Linked DNA regions of Homo sapiens: region 1 is linked to region 2. A link is a loop called in an ENCODE intact Hi-C map of the cell type or tissue named here. Cell type or tissue: mammary epithelial cell. All regions are shown on one strand. Links, peaks and the distances in the headings refer to the core of each region. The heading gives the core; the rest is flanking DNA. Region 1 has its middle 28 kb from the start of LRIF1. Region 2 has its middle 25 kb from the start of KCNA2.

Evidence for each region. A loop is a pair of places that touch in the nucleus more often than their neighbours do. Peaks named below come from ENCODE experiments on the same cell type or tissue, not always from the same donor. Only the 100,000 strongest peaks of a DNase experiment are listed, where the experiment ranks them.
Region 1: it touches region 2 in a loop (6-fold over the local background); 9 of 110 quality-filtered maps call a loop at or near these places.

What each region holds. Positions count from the first base shown.
Region 1 is chr1:110,987,568-110,995,567 of GRCh38, reverse strand. No RefSeq gene overlaps it. Among named protein-coding and RNA genes, the nearest start is that of LRIF1, 28 kb to the right of the region's middle. In mammary epithelial cell, for the core only: CTCF peaks have their summits at 3,006 (motif pointing right) and 4,058; no DNase peak of the experiment used is centred there; H3K27me3 peaks cover 251 bases.
Region 2 is chr1:110,626,958-110,635,796 of GRCh38, reverse strand. It overlaps a transcript of KCNA2 not described here. Among named protein-coding and RNA genes, the nearest start is that of KCNA2, 25 kb to the right of the region's middle. RefSeq lists enhancers at 875-1,064, 3,926-3,975, 4,356-4,495. In mammary epithelial cell, for the core only: CTCF peaks have their summits at 987 and 4,855 (motif pointing left); DNase peaks (open chromatin) are centred at 896 and 4,846.

The DNA.
Region 1 (8,000 bases), core at 1-8,000, 360 kb before region 2:
TGGGAAAGGTAGTGGAGTGTGGCAGGGAGGTGGGAGTGGTTAATGGGTACAAAGAAAATAGAAAAAAAAGAACAATACCTAGTATTTGATAGCACAAAGGGTGACTATAGTCAAAATAATTTAATTGTACACTTTAAAATAACTAAAAGAGTGCAATTGAATTGTTTATAACACAAAGGTAAATGCTTGAGGGAATGGATACCCCATTTTCCTTGATGTGATTATTATGCATTGCATGCCTGTATCAAAATATCTCATGTACTTCATTAATATATACACCTACCATGTAACCACAAAAATTAAAAACTAAAAAAGAGTTACATTAAAGGGAAATAAAAAGAATAAGAAGGCAGAACCAGATGGTTGAGGGCCTTGAATGCTGGCTAAAGATTTTGTTATTTTCTAAGTAATCAGAGACATGGAAGATTTTTGAGTGGAGGAGGTAAACCATCCAAATCAAGTTTTACAAATCCTCCAGCAGTGTTGTGATAAGCAAGAGGTTTCAACAATATGACCATTGCTACCAAGAGAAACAGAGAAAAAGGAAAGGATCTGGGAGATATATCCTTGCAGCTTATTACCCTTTGAAAGACATTATGTTGTCAAGATGTATGAATTTTGGTCCTGGACAGATTTTATCACCTACCAGTTCTGCAGTTCTGGGTCTTAATTTATATTCTCTCTCTCTTTCTCTGTCTCTCTCTCTCTCTGTGTGTGTGTGTGTGTTTGTGTGTGTGTGTGTGTGTGTGTATGTGTGTGTGTGTCCAGGCTAAGGGAAAAGGTTGAACCAGGTAACCTCCAAGGCACCATTCAGTTCTTCAAGTCTTATTGCATTTCTTCTCTTAACTAATTCAATTTTCCTGATTGGTGGTTTGGCCAGTCACTCAGCCAGCTAGTTAAGTATCTTGATTTTAAAGCTGCAATCATAATTGACAATTCAACTTAAGAAAGAGTTAAAGGACAAGCTAAATTTTCACATGTATAAATATATAATTGTTGGTTTAGGCTGTTGAATGTAGACTGGTGGTTCTCTCTTTATGCAGAAAATTTTAGTGGCTTCAACCTGTGATGAATAAAGCCTCACCAGCTTAACTTGATCATTTATTTGATTCTTGCTTCCATGGGCTATGGTAGTGCTCCCTTTAAGAACATCCACGAGTCAAATCTAATTCTTACAAAACTAATAAAATAAAAGAGGATGATGAAAAAAATCAAAGTTTACTAGTTACAGAGGCTCACTGCAGAAGCGAGCAGTTACTTGCTGATGACACTGTTGCTGGGGAGATGTCTTCATAGAAACAATTTATATAGAATTTTTGTGCTGTCAGATAGTTCTTGTAATACTTGTTATCATAGTCATATGTGCAGAAGGACCATCAAAGAGTCTTTGTTATAGTTGTTATCTCACATACAAGCATGAGATCCCCTCCCTTATGATCTGCTGGCTCTACTTTGATTTGGGTTTGATTTAAGTGATTGCGTCTTAGCATCAGCAGCTTTCACAGTTCTAAAGATTTTTTTTTTGAGTCCTCTTTTTGGAGTTTGTTTTCTACATGCAGGATTATGTCACCTGCAAACAGCAATAATTTTACTTCTGTCTTTACTATTTGGATGTCTTTTATTTCCTTTTCTTATCTGATTGCTTATTGTTAAACAGAAAAGGTGAGAGTTGTACACCTTAAATAGATACAATAAAAAGAACCAGAAAAAGCATGAGAGATCATAAAGAACTAAAAGCTGAAACACCTAAAATCACGAGTCTAGGAATTCAAATTATTCTCAGTTTTTTTCCAAAAGATAAAAAAGAAAGGAGCCAATTAGTTACTGAGAGTGTTTAACACAGGCATGAAGCTTTTGTCATCACCCCAGAGATGAGGCTGCTCATCAACATTACTTAAGATCCTGAGATGCATAATTCACTTAAAGATCCTTTTGCTTTCAAGCTTAGATTTTATATATTTTGGAGCCAGAGGTACCCAAAGAGGGTAAAGGGCATCCAAAACACAAGGGCAGGCTTGATAAAGAGACCAATACTTTTGAGGAGGTTATGGAAACCTCAAATAAGGAACCCAAAACTTCTACCACCACTAAGAATTCCAGAGCCCTTTCCTTACTGACTGATTTCAAGGCTTAGAGTCTGGCTCACTCTTCCATGTGGTCATTGCTGCTAAGGATGTCTAGTGGAAAACTATTGAGGAGGCCTGCATGCTCCTCCATGAAATTGGTATGGTTTAATGGGTCTATTATTTCTTCAAATATTCAGAGAAGGAAGACTAAACACATTGCTAATTTTGAAAAAGCCCCTGTTGACATAGACTCCTGAGAGCTGTTCTTGCAGGTGCCCCCATCCAACTGCAGGGTCATGTTGCTTAACCTTGTTCACAGGTCCTATACCATCCTAAGGGCCATGAATGAAATTGGTCTGCTGGCACAATGTGAGGGTTCTGTCCATCCCGACTCACAATTCTGACCTAACAAAGCTTGCCTCCTAGTGCATGGGAACCCCTAGAGTGGACTATTCAGCCCTCCCTTTCTTTTCCAACTCTCAGATTACCCCATTACCTCTGGGTGATCCAGCTCATCCTGTTTATTGGCAATTTAGAGGCCCCTGTGTGCCTCATGAAGAATTACTAGCCAGGCCACACCCAAATTGCAACAACTAAAGAAGATTACGTTAAAAAGTCCTCATCACTTGCCCACAGATCTGGGATCTCTTGAGACCACGCCTCCAAATCCAACTAATTATGCCTCTGGCTAATTCTCAGACCCCTGAAACTGGTAATCACCATGGCCTCTCAAATAGGGATTCAGGCAATCCCTGTGCCTTGTCCCACCACCCGGTGACAATTTCCTCTGTATGACTCTGGTGGTTCATTGGAATTCTACAAGTAGATAACATTTTCTAGCTTTATTAGATACAGCAGCCCACGTTACTGTCATTCTGGGCAAACCATCCAAGTTTAAAGGAGCTACCTCTTTTATACTAGAGGGTATTGCCAGTAAAATCATTTCATGACAAACAGATGCCACTAGATGTCACTATTAGAAAAATCTTTATCAAACAGCTGTTCTTACATAGACGACACAAACAAATGAAAACACATCCCATGCTCATGGATGGATAAAATCAATATTGTGAAAATGACCATACTGCCAAAAGCAATTTACAAATTCAATGCAATCCCCATCAAAATACCACCATCATTCTTCACAGAGTTAGAAAAAACAATTCTAAAATTCATATGGAACCAAAAAGGAGCCTGCATAGCCAAAGCAAGACTAAGCAAAATGAAAACTCTGGGAACATCACACTACCTGATTTCAAACTATATTATAAGGCCATAGTTACCAAAACAGCATGGTACTGGTATAAAAATATGCACATAGACCAATGGAACAGAATAGAGAACCCAGAAATAAACCCGAATATTTACAACCAACTGATCTTCAACAAAGCCACATGTAGGAGAATGAAACTGGATCCTCGTCTCTCACCTTATACAAAAATCAACTCAAGATGGATTAAGGACTTAAACCTAAGACCTGAAACTATAAAAATTCTAGACAATAACACTGGAAAAACCCTTCTCGACATTGGCTTAGGCAAGGATTTCATGACCAAGAAGCCAAAGCAAATGCAATAAAAACAAAGATAAATAGCTAGGACCTAATTAAACTAAAGAGTGTTTGCACGGCAAAAGGAACAGTCAGCAGAGTAAATAGACAACCCACAGAGTGGGAGAAAAATCTTCACAATCTATACATCTGACCAAGGACTAATATCCAGAATCTACAACGAACTCAAACAAATCAGTAAGAAAGAAACAAACAATCCCATCAAAAAGTTGGCTAAGGACATGAATAGAGAGTTCTCAAAAGAAGATATACAAATGGCCAACAAACATTTGAAAAAATGCTCAACATCACTAATGATCAGGGAAATGCAAATCAAAACCACAGTGTGATACCACCTTATTCCTGCAAGAATGACCATAATCAAAATATCAAAAAAGCAGTAGATGTTGGTGTGGACGCAGTGATCAGGGAACACCTGTACCCTGCTGGTGGGAATGTAAACTGGTATAGCCACTATGGGAAACAATGTGGAGAATCTCACAAATCACCACTAAAAAACTTACTCATGTAACCAAATACCACCTGTACCCTGATAACATGGAAAACAACAACAACAACAACAAAAACAAGATTCAGTCATTTGCAACAAGATGGATGGAAATGGAGATCATAATTTTAAGTGAAATAAGCCAGGCACAGAAAGATAAACTTCACATGTTCTCACTTACTTGTGGGAGCTAAAAGTTAAAACAATTGAACTCATGGAAATAGAAGGAGGATAATTACCTTGGAAAAGTAGTGGGGGTTAGGTGAGGGAAGTGGGGATGGTTAATGTGTACAGACAATAAAAAGAATGAATAAGGCATAGTATTTGATAGCAAAACAGAGTGACTATAGTCAGTAATAATTGTACCTTTAAAAATAACTACAATAGTATAATTGGATTGTAACATGAAGGATTAAGTGCTTGAGTCGATGGATATCCCATTTACCTTGAAGTGATTATTATGCATTGCATGTGTGTATCAAAATATGTTATGTGCCCTATAAATATATACACCTACTATATACCCACAAAAATAAAAAATTAAAATAATTATTTCAAGCAACAAATAAATAACAGCCGTCCATTGTGGTGGCTCCTCTTGCTTTGAGTTTTCCTATTATAGGCATAGAAAAGATGCCATTGCATGCTGCCTGTGACACTGGAATAAGCCCAAGTCCCTGGCCCAGTTAGAGCCACAGAGTGAAAACCTGTAGAGCTGGCCCTGTGGGTAAAGGTAGTGAACATACCACAATATCTCTTGAAACAACGTACTGCTGGCCTTTGACCTGGTATTCAAGATTTACTCGAAGAAAAGGTGATTGTTATCACAATTTCTCCTTCCAGTAGTTTTATTTGGCCAGTCTTAAAAGGATTTCACCAATGAAAGGCACTGAACTATTAATTATCGAAATCCCAGTGCTCAAGTTTCCACCATCAAGGCTTCAATACTTAACATAATGAAATTAGTTGAAGATCTCCAATGACCAACTTGTGTGTTGACTGTGTGGATCTGGCCACCATGTTCTATTCAGTACTTATCAATAATCAGTCACAGCCTCCTTTACCATTCAAAGAACCCAACATACATTTCATGGGGGTATTTCTGGATCATATGAGAGTTCTATTTTTAATTTTCTTAGGAACTTGTATACTGTTTTCTACAGTGGCTACACGAATCTACGTTCCTGCTAATGGTGTCCAAGAGTTCCCTTTTTCCCACACCCTTGCCAACAATTGTTATCTCTTGTCTTTTTGACGAAAGCCATCCTAACAGGTGAGAGATGTGATATAGTTAGAATATTTGTTCTCTTAAGATCACATGCAGAAATGTGACCCCCAGTGTTGGAGGTGGGGCCTAGTGGGAGGTGTTTGGATCATGGGGCCAGATCCTGATGAATGGTTTGGTGTCCTCCCTCACAGTAATGAGTGAGCTCTTGTTTTATTAGTTCACATAATATCTGGTTGTTAAAAAGAACTTGCCACCTTGTCCTCTCTCTCTTGCTTTCTCTTTCACCATGTGACACGCTGGCTCCCCTTGCTTTCTGCCTTCAAACTAAAAGGCTCCTGCACAGCAAAAGATACAATCAAGAAAGTGAAAAAGCAACCTATAGACTGATAAATGTTTGCAAACCATTTAACTCTGAAGGGATTAATATCTAAATTATATGAGAAACTGACCTAACACAGTAGCAAAACAATGATTAGCCCAGTTGAAAAATGAGCAAAGAGCAGTGAGTAAATCTTCCGGAGATACTTACCAGAAGCCAAGCAGATGTTGGTGCTATGCTTCTTGTACAACCTGCAGAATTATGAGCCAAATAAACCCCTTTTCTTTACAAATTACCTAGTCTCAGATATTCTGTTATAGCAATGCAAAATGGACCAATATGAAATGATATATCATTGTGGTTTTGATTTGCATTTCCCTGATTAGTGATGTTGAGCATCCTTTTATATATCTGTTGTTATATGTCTTTTTTTAAGAAATGTTTATTCAGATCCTTTGCTCATTTTTTCAGAGCCCAGAATGCTCACCATTACTTGGTGGAACTTCCCTTTGCTCATTTTTAAATTGGGTTATTCATTGTTTCGCTATTGAATTACATCAGTTTCTTATATACTTTAGATTTTAATCCCTTAAGAGTTAACTGGTTTGCAAACATTTGTCAGTCCATAGGTTGCTTTTCCCTTTCTTGATTGTATCCTTTGCTGTGCAGGAGCTTTTAAGTTTGATGCAGTCCCACTTATTTATTTCTGCTTTTGTTGCTTGTGCTTTTGGTATATTGTCCAAAAATCACTGATAAGACCAATGTCAAGAAACTTTCCCATCATGTTTTATTCTAGGAGTTTTGTGATTTTAAGTCTTACACTCAGATCTTTGGTGTATTTTTTAGTTGATTTTTTGCATATGGTGTGATAGGGATTCGATTTTATTCTTTTGCATGTATCCCCAACGCCAGTTTTCCCAACACTGTTTATGGAAGAGACTGTCTTTTCTCCGTGATGTCTTCTTGGTGTCCTTGTTGAAAATAGTTGACCACATAAGCTTGTGTTTATTTCTAGTCTCTATTCTGTTCCATTTGTCTATCTGTCTGCTTTCATGTTAGCACCATACTGCTATGATTACTACAGCTTTCTAGTAGATTTTGAGATAAGGTAGTGTGATGCCTCCAACTTTGTTATTTTTGCTCAGGAATGCGTCAGCTATTTATGGTCTTATATTGCTCCATATGAATTTTAGAATTTTGTTTCCATTTCTGTCAGAAATGTCATTGGAATTTTGATAGAGATTGCATTGAATTTGTAGATCACTTCGGGTAGTGTGGACATTTTAACAATATTCATTCTTCCAACACAAAGTTGATAACAACTTAACTTTGATTGCATTTAAAAATTCCAGTTTTACTCTCACACATTTTATGTTTTTGATGTTACCACTTATATATTTTATATTGTACATCCCTTAAAAATTATTGCAGCTATAGTTATTTTTAAGAGTTTTGTCTTTTAACATCGGCATATAGATGTAAGCGATTTATACACAACCAATACAGTATTAGAGTATTATGAATTTGACTGCATATTTGACTGTAGTTTTGAGTCCTTCATTTACTTATGTTTTATGTTATTGCTTAGCATCCTTTGTTTCAATTCCAATAACTCCCTTAAGCATTTTTTTTTGTAAGACAAATCTAGTGGTAATGAACTCTCTCTGCTTTTGTTTGTCTGTGAATGTGTTTATCTCTCCTTTATTTCTAAAAGACATCTTTTCTGGGTTTAGTACTATTGGTTGGCAGGTTGTTTTTTTTTTCCCCTTCAGCACTTTGAATATATCATCCCACTCCTTCCTGGCTTGCAAAGTTTCTGGTGGGAAATCTTCACTAGCCTTATGGATTTCCCTTCTATATAATGATTACCTTTTTCTCTTGCTGCTTTCAGAATTCTCATTGTCTTTAACTTTTGAAAATTTAATTATAATATGCTTCAGAGTATTCTTCTTTAGGTTGATCCTGCTTGGAGTCTTTTGAGATTCATAAATTTGGATGTCGATATCCCTCACCAAATTTGAAATGTTTTCATACAGTATTTCATTAAATATGCTTTCTTCCCCTTCACTTCCTCTTCTCCTTCTGGGACTTCCATAATTCAAATATCTGCATGTTTGATGGTGTCCTGTAGGTCCTTTGATATTTCTTCACTCTTTCTCATTCTTTTTTTCTTTTTGTTCCTCTAATTGTCTAATTTCAAATGACTTGTGTTTGGTTGGCCTGTTAACAGGGGCTGAAGTGGGTTTAGATCCTGTCTGGCCCCTGGATAGTCTGGGCTGCCTCCAGAGCCTTGGTCCATAGGGCTGGTGCTGAGATGAGGATCCACTTCA
Region 2 (8,839 bases), core at 840-8,839:
TCACAGGACTCCCCACATCCACTGTGGAACTAAGTCCTACCCATCATGTCTGGTCTGTGTCAAGCAGAGCAAAGCAGGCTTCTAGCCCACTAGGACTCATCTGAGACTAGAACCCAAAGTCACCTGGCCTCCTTGGCAGCTAAGAATTTGCCTTAGTTTAATTGAAGAGATACTGACCCCCCAAACCCAGTGGGAGGCTTCTTGGCCTCTGCAGTGATTGTCAATTTGTGGGAAGTGACATCCCAAACACCAGCACTTTCCCATCATTGTCCTGATGGTCCACCCCTATCCTTGCAGGGACTGTTCCAGGGTCAGCCCTTTAACACCCATGGTTTTCAGGCCCACACCTGACCGATCTTCCCTTCTGAGAAGACAGCCATGACACCAAGAATCCCTCTTCTTATAAAACAAATCTCAAGCTCCTTCCAGTATCTCTGTCTCAATGTTGAGAGATTTTCCCACGATTCATCAGACCCACTCTAAGATTCACCCCCATTTCCTGATTCTCACTGTCCAGAAAATGCCATGTGCCAGACTATGAACCTGGCTGTAGCCACCTGTGGATCAGAAAAAAAAAAAAAAAAAGGGCGATGAGTCAAAGTAAGGATCCAGAGGGTCAGAGAAGTATCCCTGGTGGCTTAGCCAAAACCTCCACACCCAACAGCTATGGGCTTCACCATCTGAGTACCTCTTTTGATTCCAGTCCCACTCTCAACTTCCCTCATGAAATGAAGAACTGCAAATACGGTAACCTGCTATGGAAACTGAGAAAAGCAAAGCAGCCTATCTTTTATTCTCGCTCTGCCTTCTGGTCCTTCCCCGGGGCCACTGGGGCTGGAGCTGAGCCGAGCAGCTGGGTTTTCCCCTGAGCAGTGACTCACAGATGTAGTTTCTCTGGCACAAATCTTCAGAACAGTCCCAGCTGGGAAGTCTTCCTGGTGGCCAAGTGATCCCTCACAGCTGCCAGCCTGGCAACAAGGGATCCCAGCTGGTGCTAAGTGATGAAGAACAGGCCTGGGCTTTGTTCCTCAGCTAAAGAACCTGTCTGTTCCACTCACTGGATCCCAGATGTAATTCATCATCAAGGTCACTGAGGAGCACCCAAGCCCTTGGCCCATCAATACCACTTTAGTAAAGTCAGATTTCTGAGAGGCGTCACAACTACCACTAAAGAGCATCAGCTCATTGCCAAGTGCATTACAGAGGTCCTGGCACTACCCATGTTCCTGCCAAGTGCTTAGGCATTAAAATTGACTGGGGCAAGCAGAAGGGACACACTGCCAAGGATACACCCTCCAGTACAGGAAGGCAACAGGCTCACGCAGTGTCAGGGCTAGGCAAGATCATGATTTTTCACAGTTTTAGGCAGCAGAATCCTCTTTCCAAACAAAATCTCATGCAGAAGTCTAGAATTCTGGCAGATTCAAGGGTAGCTGCTCAGCTGGAGACCAAGGTGGGGCCAGGAACTGATCCCCTGCAGATTCCCTGTAATCTTCCCACCCCCCAGCTCTGCAACACCACCCAGGTACCTTTAGCCTCTTTCACTGAATCGCTGGGGTCCACCTGACAAGGCTGAAAACTTGCCACTCTGGTCAGCCTCTTGGCATTCAGAGGGGGAAACTGAGGCTGGTAGAATATGACATGCATTTCCCAAGGTCACATGGTGAATATGTACTACAAATTCAGGAGAATAAAAAGTCTTGTCAACCAAGCTTTTAGTGAACCAGAACATCTGTACAGACCGGCAGTCCATAAGGGTTGGAAGAGTAAGTGATTACAGACATAAAGTTAATTTTTATTTTGTCTCAGCCACTTTTTTGCTGCCTGTCCTCAGGCAAGTCACCCAAGTCCAGCTGGCCTAGGGCTGGATTACATCCAGTGGCCTTTTGAGGCATCCCCTGCTCATCTTTCATTATCTAGAACACGACAAGACCCCCTCTCAGAGCTGCCCACCCATTCCCTCCTCAGCCATCAAAGGCCTTGGCACCTGGCTCCCAGGCTTCCCCTCAAATTCAGTTATCACCCTGACATCCAGAATCCTGGGGACCAAAACCTTTGACCTTTTCCTCTCCAGGCTCCTACACCCTGACTCTGCTTGGGGACCCCACTCAAGGCCACATCCTGAACTTTGACGGGACTTGCACTCCTTGGGAATTTTAAACTCAAACATCCCACTCTCACCTCTCTGCCTTCAAGTTTCTTGCTTCTGAATCCCATATGCATGGTCTCTGGCATGTTTTTGATACCTTCCACCCTTGAGCACTGTCTTCTCTCCCCAGCCTATCAGTGTCCTGCTGTCAGCACTCCCACCAGTCCAGTAGCCCAGAACCCTTAGGCATTGCTTTAAGTACTTTCTTGCAAGATTTCCAACTCCAGCAACCCCCTTCCTGCTCCCTCACCAGCACAGTCCCACCCTGCATCAATAACATGGTGGCCTTTTCACTCCTTTACCCAGTCTAGGGGTCCCAATAGGGAAAATCCCATAGCCACAAGGAGAGGAAGTACTGCCACGTCCTTCCTTTTCACCAGGATCTGGGCAGAGTTCGGTCTGTCTTAGTGAAGACCTTTCAGTTCCAGGTGCCTGAGGACCCTAACCTCAGCCAGCCTCTGTACTCTCAGCCAAAGCCAATCCCAATCCATTCTCACCTCCTACCATCAAAGAAGTGTCCCAGGTCTGGGCCAGGCGAGGTGGCTGACACCTGTAATCCCAGCACTTTGGGAGGCCGAGGCAGGTGGCTCACCTGAGGTCAGGAGTCCAAGACCAGCCCGGCCAACATGGTGAAACCCCATCTCTACTAAAAATACAAAAATTAGTCTGGCATGATGGTGGGCTCCTGTAATCCCAGCTGCTTGGGAGGCTGAGATAGGAGAATCGCTTGAGCCTGGAAGGTGGAGGTTGCAGTGAGCCAAGATTGCACCATTGCGCTCCAGCCTGGGCAACGAGAGCAAAACTCCATCTCAAAAAATAAAATAAAAATAAAGAAGTGTCCCAGGTCTTATCTGAGCATGGCCCCTCCACCTGTGCTCTGAATCCCTTCTTACTTCTGCCCTCCAGGAATTCTCTCTCCTTATTTTCCTGCATCTTCAACTACTCATTTTGTATCTATTTCTCTCCATAAGTTTCTTCCATGTTAAAACAAATGAAAAACCTTAAACAAATAAAACCTTGTTTAATCCTACATTCCCTTCACCTACCACCTAATTTCATCATTTTATTTACAATCAAATGTCTTCAAAGAGTACCTATAAGCCCGTTCCTGCCTCCTCATTGCCCACTCACTCAACCCATGGAGCTCCGCCTCTGCCCAACATGGCTCCACTGAGACTGTGACCTCCGTGTTGCTTCCTCCAAATGACACATTCAGTCTCTTCTTGCCTGACCTCTCAGCTGCCTTTGAGCCAGCCTTCATCTGTGGCTTCCAAGACATCACTCTCCCCTGATTCCTCCTCTATCTATGGCTGTACCTTCTCCATTTCCTTTTCTGGCTCCTCCTTGTCTTTAGGCTTTTAAATGTTCCCACTTTTCTCTCTTCTCTTCTACATGCACCCCTACCCCCTGCATAATCTCATACATCTCAGAGGCCTCATCCGTACAGACTTCTAGATCCAGCCCAGGCCTATCTCCCAAGCTCCAGGCAGGAACATCCAAATCCCACTGCACTCCCCACTCAGGTATCCCATGGACCCCTCAGACTCAACAGGTCTACAGGGCTTGTTTAGCCTACTGACTCCATCCCTGCAGTATCTCTTTTCAGTTCATACCCACATCTTCTCTGTCTGGACCACTGCAACAGCTTCCCGGCAGGTGGTCTCCCTACCCCTGCAGTCATTGCCCCCTCAGCAGTCCATCCCCCACAGCAGCCAGAGTGATCTTCCTTAATAGAAAAATCCAGTCATGTCACCTCTCTGGCTTAAAATCCTTTAAGTTTCCCCTACCTCCAAAGTAAAGTCCAAATAACGTTGGCAGAGCCTTCTAGACCTTGTAAGATCTGGTCCCTGCTACCCTCTCCATACACTTCTCTTTTATTGCTTGCACACTGAGCTCCAGTCATAATGAATTACTTGTACGCAACTCCCTTCGCCTTCCCTGTTGTCTCCTGCCATGTTTTCCAAGTGCTGATTGCTCTTTCTAACTCTGCATGGCTAACCCACCCCTGCTAGTCTGCAGTGCTCAGTTTCTGTTTTAAGAGAAAAACCCGTTCTTGCACTCCCTGGCTGGGGTGACAGGAAACACCTGAAGATTGTTGATGAAGCATCATGCAACCAGGTCACCTAGAACCTGAAACCCTTTGAGCGCTGACCAAGAAAGGAAGTGGTGATGGGGCACATAGAAGAGTGAGCCATCATCTGGTTTCCAGCGCCAAGACTTCTGCAGGAGAGCCTCCGCTGGGCTTTCAAGTTGGTGAGAGAAGAGGAGGGGCAGCAAGGGTGAGCATGCATGTGTGGACATAACAGGCAGGGAATGATGTGAGCAAAGACAGAGAACAGGAGGTGACTGGTAGGCCATTGCTGGGGTGCAGCAAAGAGTGAGGCGAGCTGCGATGGGGAGACACCTCAAGGGCCAGACAAGGGATTTGACACCTTCATGAAAAGCAACCCGGGGATCAGTAATGGAATGGAGGCTAAAGGAAGGCACTCCAGGTACTCTGCGAAGGATTGTGAATGAGGACCTTGCAGGTGTGAAGTGACTCTAGGGTGAGGGGATGGGGTCTGAGGCTTGGAAGTGGAAAGGAAGGGACCAATCCCAAAGCATTAAGTGTAACTCCCAAACAGCCGACCAAGGCCAGACCTGTGCTTGAGACAGCAGCCCTCCTGCACGGGGCGTTGTCCATCCGTGGGCTTTGTGCTGCCATCTGGTGGTGGTGGAAAGGAAGACCAGGCTTAGTGGTTCCGGGGCTGGCTGCCTGGGGTGTGGCCAGGGGGACAGATGATTGTGAGTGAATACTGGAGTTTGCTGAGGCTCTTTGGGGAGTGAGCAGGGGGAGGCAGTGACAATGGGGTCCTCAAATCCATACAGCTTTTGAAAGATGCAATTTCTTGGCACTTTTGATTGTCCCTTTTTGCACAGCACTTAGCATAAGGTCTGTTTCAAAGTAGGTGCTTAGTGTCTGTTGTTTTTCTCAATTATAATAATGACTTAACAATTACTGAATGCCTACCATGCGCCCAGTGCTTATGTATTTTATCTAAGTTATTCTTCATAACAACTTTGAGATGAAGATGACATGATGATTTTGGGTAATAGGAGAAAGAACTGAAACCATGAATCCATTGAACAGCTTGGTAAATATTTACTGAGCACCCATTCTGTGTCATGCTGTGCTGGGCACTGGGGACACGGAGGTGAGTGCCACAAGTAGGTTCTGACTTTCTAGAACTTGGAAGAGAAAAGGGATGCTATGCAAATAATACATAGTAACTCATTTATTTTAATTGTAACTAAATATCCTAAAAAGGAGAAAAAGTACAGAGCACTGGCCGGGTGTGGTGGCTCACACCTGTAATCCCAGCACTTTGGGAGGCCGAGGTGGGCGGATCACCTGAGGTCAGGAGTTTGAGACCAGCCTGACCAACATGGAGAAACCCTGTCTCTACTAAAAAAAAATTACAAAAATTAGTCGGGCATGGTGGCGCATGCCTGTAATCCCAGCTACTTGGGAGGCTGAGGCAGGAGAATCGCTTGAACCCAGGAGACAGAGGTTGCGGTGAGCCAAGATGGCACCATTGCACTCCAGCCTGGACAACAAGAGCAAAACTCCGTCTCAAAAAAAAAAAAAAAAAAAAAAAGTACAGAGCACTTAGAGATGTTAACTCACTTTTGAGTCCATTTGATTTAAAAAAACGCTTCTTCCAGTCAAACCTACCCACCACTGCATTACATGAATTCAAATGATAAATGAATACCCTTTTCTTTCTTTTATTCTTCAGCTTTTACTTCCCTGTGTTTAATTCGGTCTCCTCGTTTTTCTCTCGTCTTAATTAACTCCTGTTTTCTGCCAATACCATACATTTCTGTCTGTTACTATCATCATTTGTTGAATGAGTATATAAATTAATGAGTGAATTCACTGACACATTTATGCCACAAACAGGTGTCTGTCATCCACCGAGGGTCAGACACCAGATGCTCAGTGTGCTTATAGATACACAGTTCCTGCCCTCAAGTTGCTCACAACTAGTGAGGAGAAAAACATAGCAACAAATAATTTAAAGTGCTGAATACACACAGGGGAAGGAGAGAGTAACTGTGCTGAGGAAGAGGTGCCTCACTGAGCTGCTTCTCAGGGTAGTCTACAAACGTTAACAGCATCTGGACAAATTCCAGCTATCACACCAGATCCTTTGATAAATGTTCTACAGTGGCACCTCCATTTATGTTGTGTCAGGGACATAGGTCTCATTATTAATTTTCTGATATATTGAGACTTATTCAATTTCTATAATAAAAATGCATTTCCAAAACCAGTAGTTCCCAAACTTTCATATCCATTGGGGATTGTCTGGAATGATGATCTTGGGGCCATTGGTGGGGACCTTAAAAATCACTCGCTGATTGGGGATCATTTGGTGATTTGGTGGTAATTGGGGATCACTAACAGCCACTAAACTCAGGCTCTCACCCCAAGACATTCTGATTTAATTTATCCAAAATGTGACCTCAGCACTAGAATTTTAAAGCTTCCCCAGGCAATTCTAATATGCAGCCAACATTTGGGAGCCATTCTTGAAGATCCTCAGGGATCTAGCCTGGGACATGAATGATATCAAATGCAAATTTGAGGAGAACACATCAGGTCTTGCTGCCAAGAAAGAGGTAAAACCAGGCATGGTGCAGCACCACCATGATTCCCAGGGGAATCAGCTCTGCTGAGCTCTAAAGCAATCTACAGGATTATGAAGCTGTGTCCATGTATTCAATAAACAATCATTTAGTATCTACTTTTAGCACAAGTCAGTCCATCTCTGCTCTGAAGGATCTGGTTGGGGGAGAGAGGCCTAAAATGTACAGACGAATTCTGTGGGATTGGTGATAATGTGTGGGAAGTCTAGAGTGTCAAAGAAGCACTGCAGTGGGGCATCTAATCTGACCTCCTGCCTTCTTTCAAGTCATCACCTCTTGTCCAGTCCTCTACAGAGACGCCTCAACCAACAAATATTTATGGGGCACCTGTTTAAGTCAGGCACCAGATGCCGGACACTGGACAAGGCCCCCATCAGGCAGTACAGAGATGGACACAATGGGTCTCTGCTCTCAAGGAGTTCCCAGTCTGGGGTGAGGGAGTTTTGCTCTCTCATTTCTCTTATGCAAAATAGCTTTGTGTGAGTACTGTCACCAAGTGGAAACCAGTGGAATACGGAGGATGGTCAGGCCCATTCTAACACCCAGGAGGCTTCTTCACAGTGAACCTAACAAGATGAATGGCGTTTCAGAGGGCGATCATGGAAGAAGGGGACAGCATTTCATTCCCCACCCACTTTGCTGCACTCTCCCACTGCTCCCTCTTTTTATAAAGTCCATGGATCAAAACTGGATGCAAACTCCCAGTCAAGATATACCCAGTGTGGAGGACAGAATGGAGAACTGCTTCCTGGCCTTTGCAGCACCCAGGACCATTAATGCTCAGGGCTAAATACTGTCTTTTCCCCCATCAGGGCACAAGAACAACTTGTGATCAGTTAAAAGCCCTTCAACCATCACCATCATCTCCAAACAATAAGACTAACTTGGGAGTTAACAGTGGCCTTTTAATCATCCATATCTTAGTGAATTCAAGAAATGAGGAAATTCAGTGTTGCCCAAGAGTAGTCCCTCTAAATATGTTTCCCGCATTGCATTGCACTACTTTCAGTACCCTCTTTTCCCACTTCCTATTCTTGCTATGTCACTTCCTGTCCACCTCATAGGAGTTTCTCCCTCTTCACTTTGTCCCCATCAAGCCTGGCATTATTATTATTTTTTTTTTTTTTGAGACAGGGTCTCACTGTTTTTCCAGGCTGGAGTGCAGTGGTGGGATCGTGGCTCACTGCAATCTCGAACTTCTGGGCTCAAGGGTTGTATTAACATTTTTTATAATTATGTTAGTCCTAGATGTCTCTTGTTTTATTTTAGATTCCTTCTTCCTTTTTGTTTTCCTTTCTTACCCACTTTCTTCAGACAAAATCAATAAACATTTATTGAGCATCTACTAAGTGCTGGGTCCAATGAGGGAGCACAGAGAGAAACCCAGGAGCTAGCCCTAGCCCTGGAAACCGTTATGATCTAACTGATGAAATAAAGACAAATGGAGATAGAGAAAGATAACATAGCATTGGCTGGCATGATGTTGTCCGTATAAACAAGAGGCTTGGGTGGTTAGGACTTCACACTTCAAGGGAGGGAGACTTCAACATGGGCAGTGGATAAAATCTGGTACTATAAGGACTTTGTGACTAGCCAATAATTGAACACTTACTATGTGCCAAGCGGTGTGCCGAGTGTTTTCTTTCCAGCGTCTCATTAATCCTGAACAACTCCATGAAATAAACATTTTAATTATTCCCATTTACTGATGATTAACTTAAAGCTTCCATAGATTATGTCACTTTCCAAGGTTACCGAGCCAGAAAGGAGCTGAGTTGGGAGTCTAGGCCAAGCCTGTCTGACCCTAGACACGAAGGTTTTGGTCGTGGTGCTGCACCATGTCTGGTTTTACCTCTTCTGTTTTCAGTTTCCTGTGTGTGTGAAACAGAGACAGCAATTCCTCCTTCACGTGGTTGACGGTAAGATTAAATGAGATGCAATAAAGCACTTAGTGCAATGCCTAGCAAAATAGGTGCCCAGTAAACAGAGGTATCATCA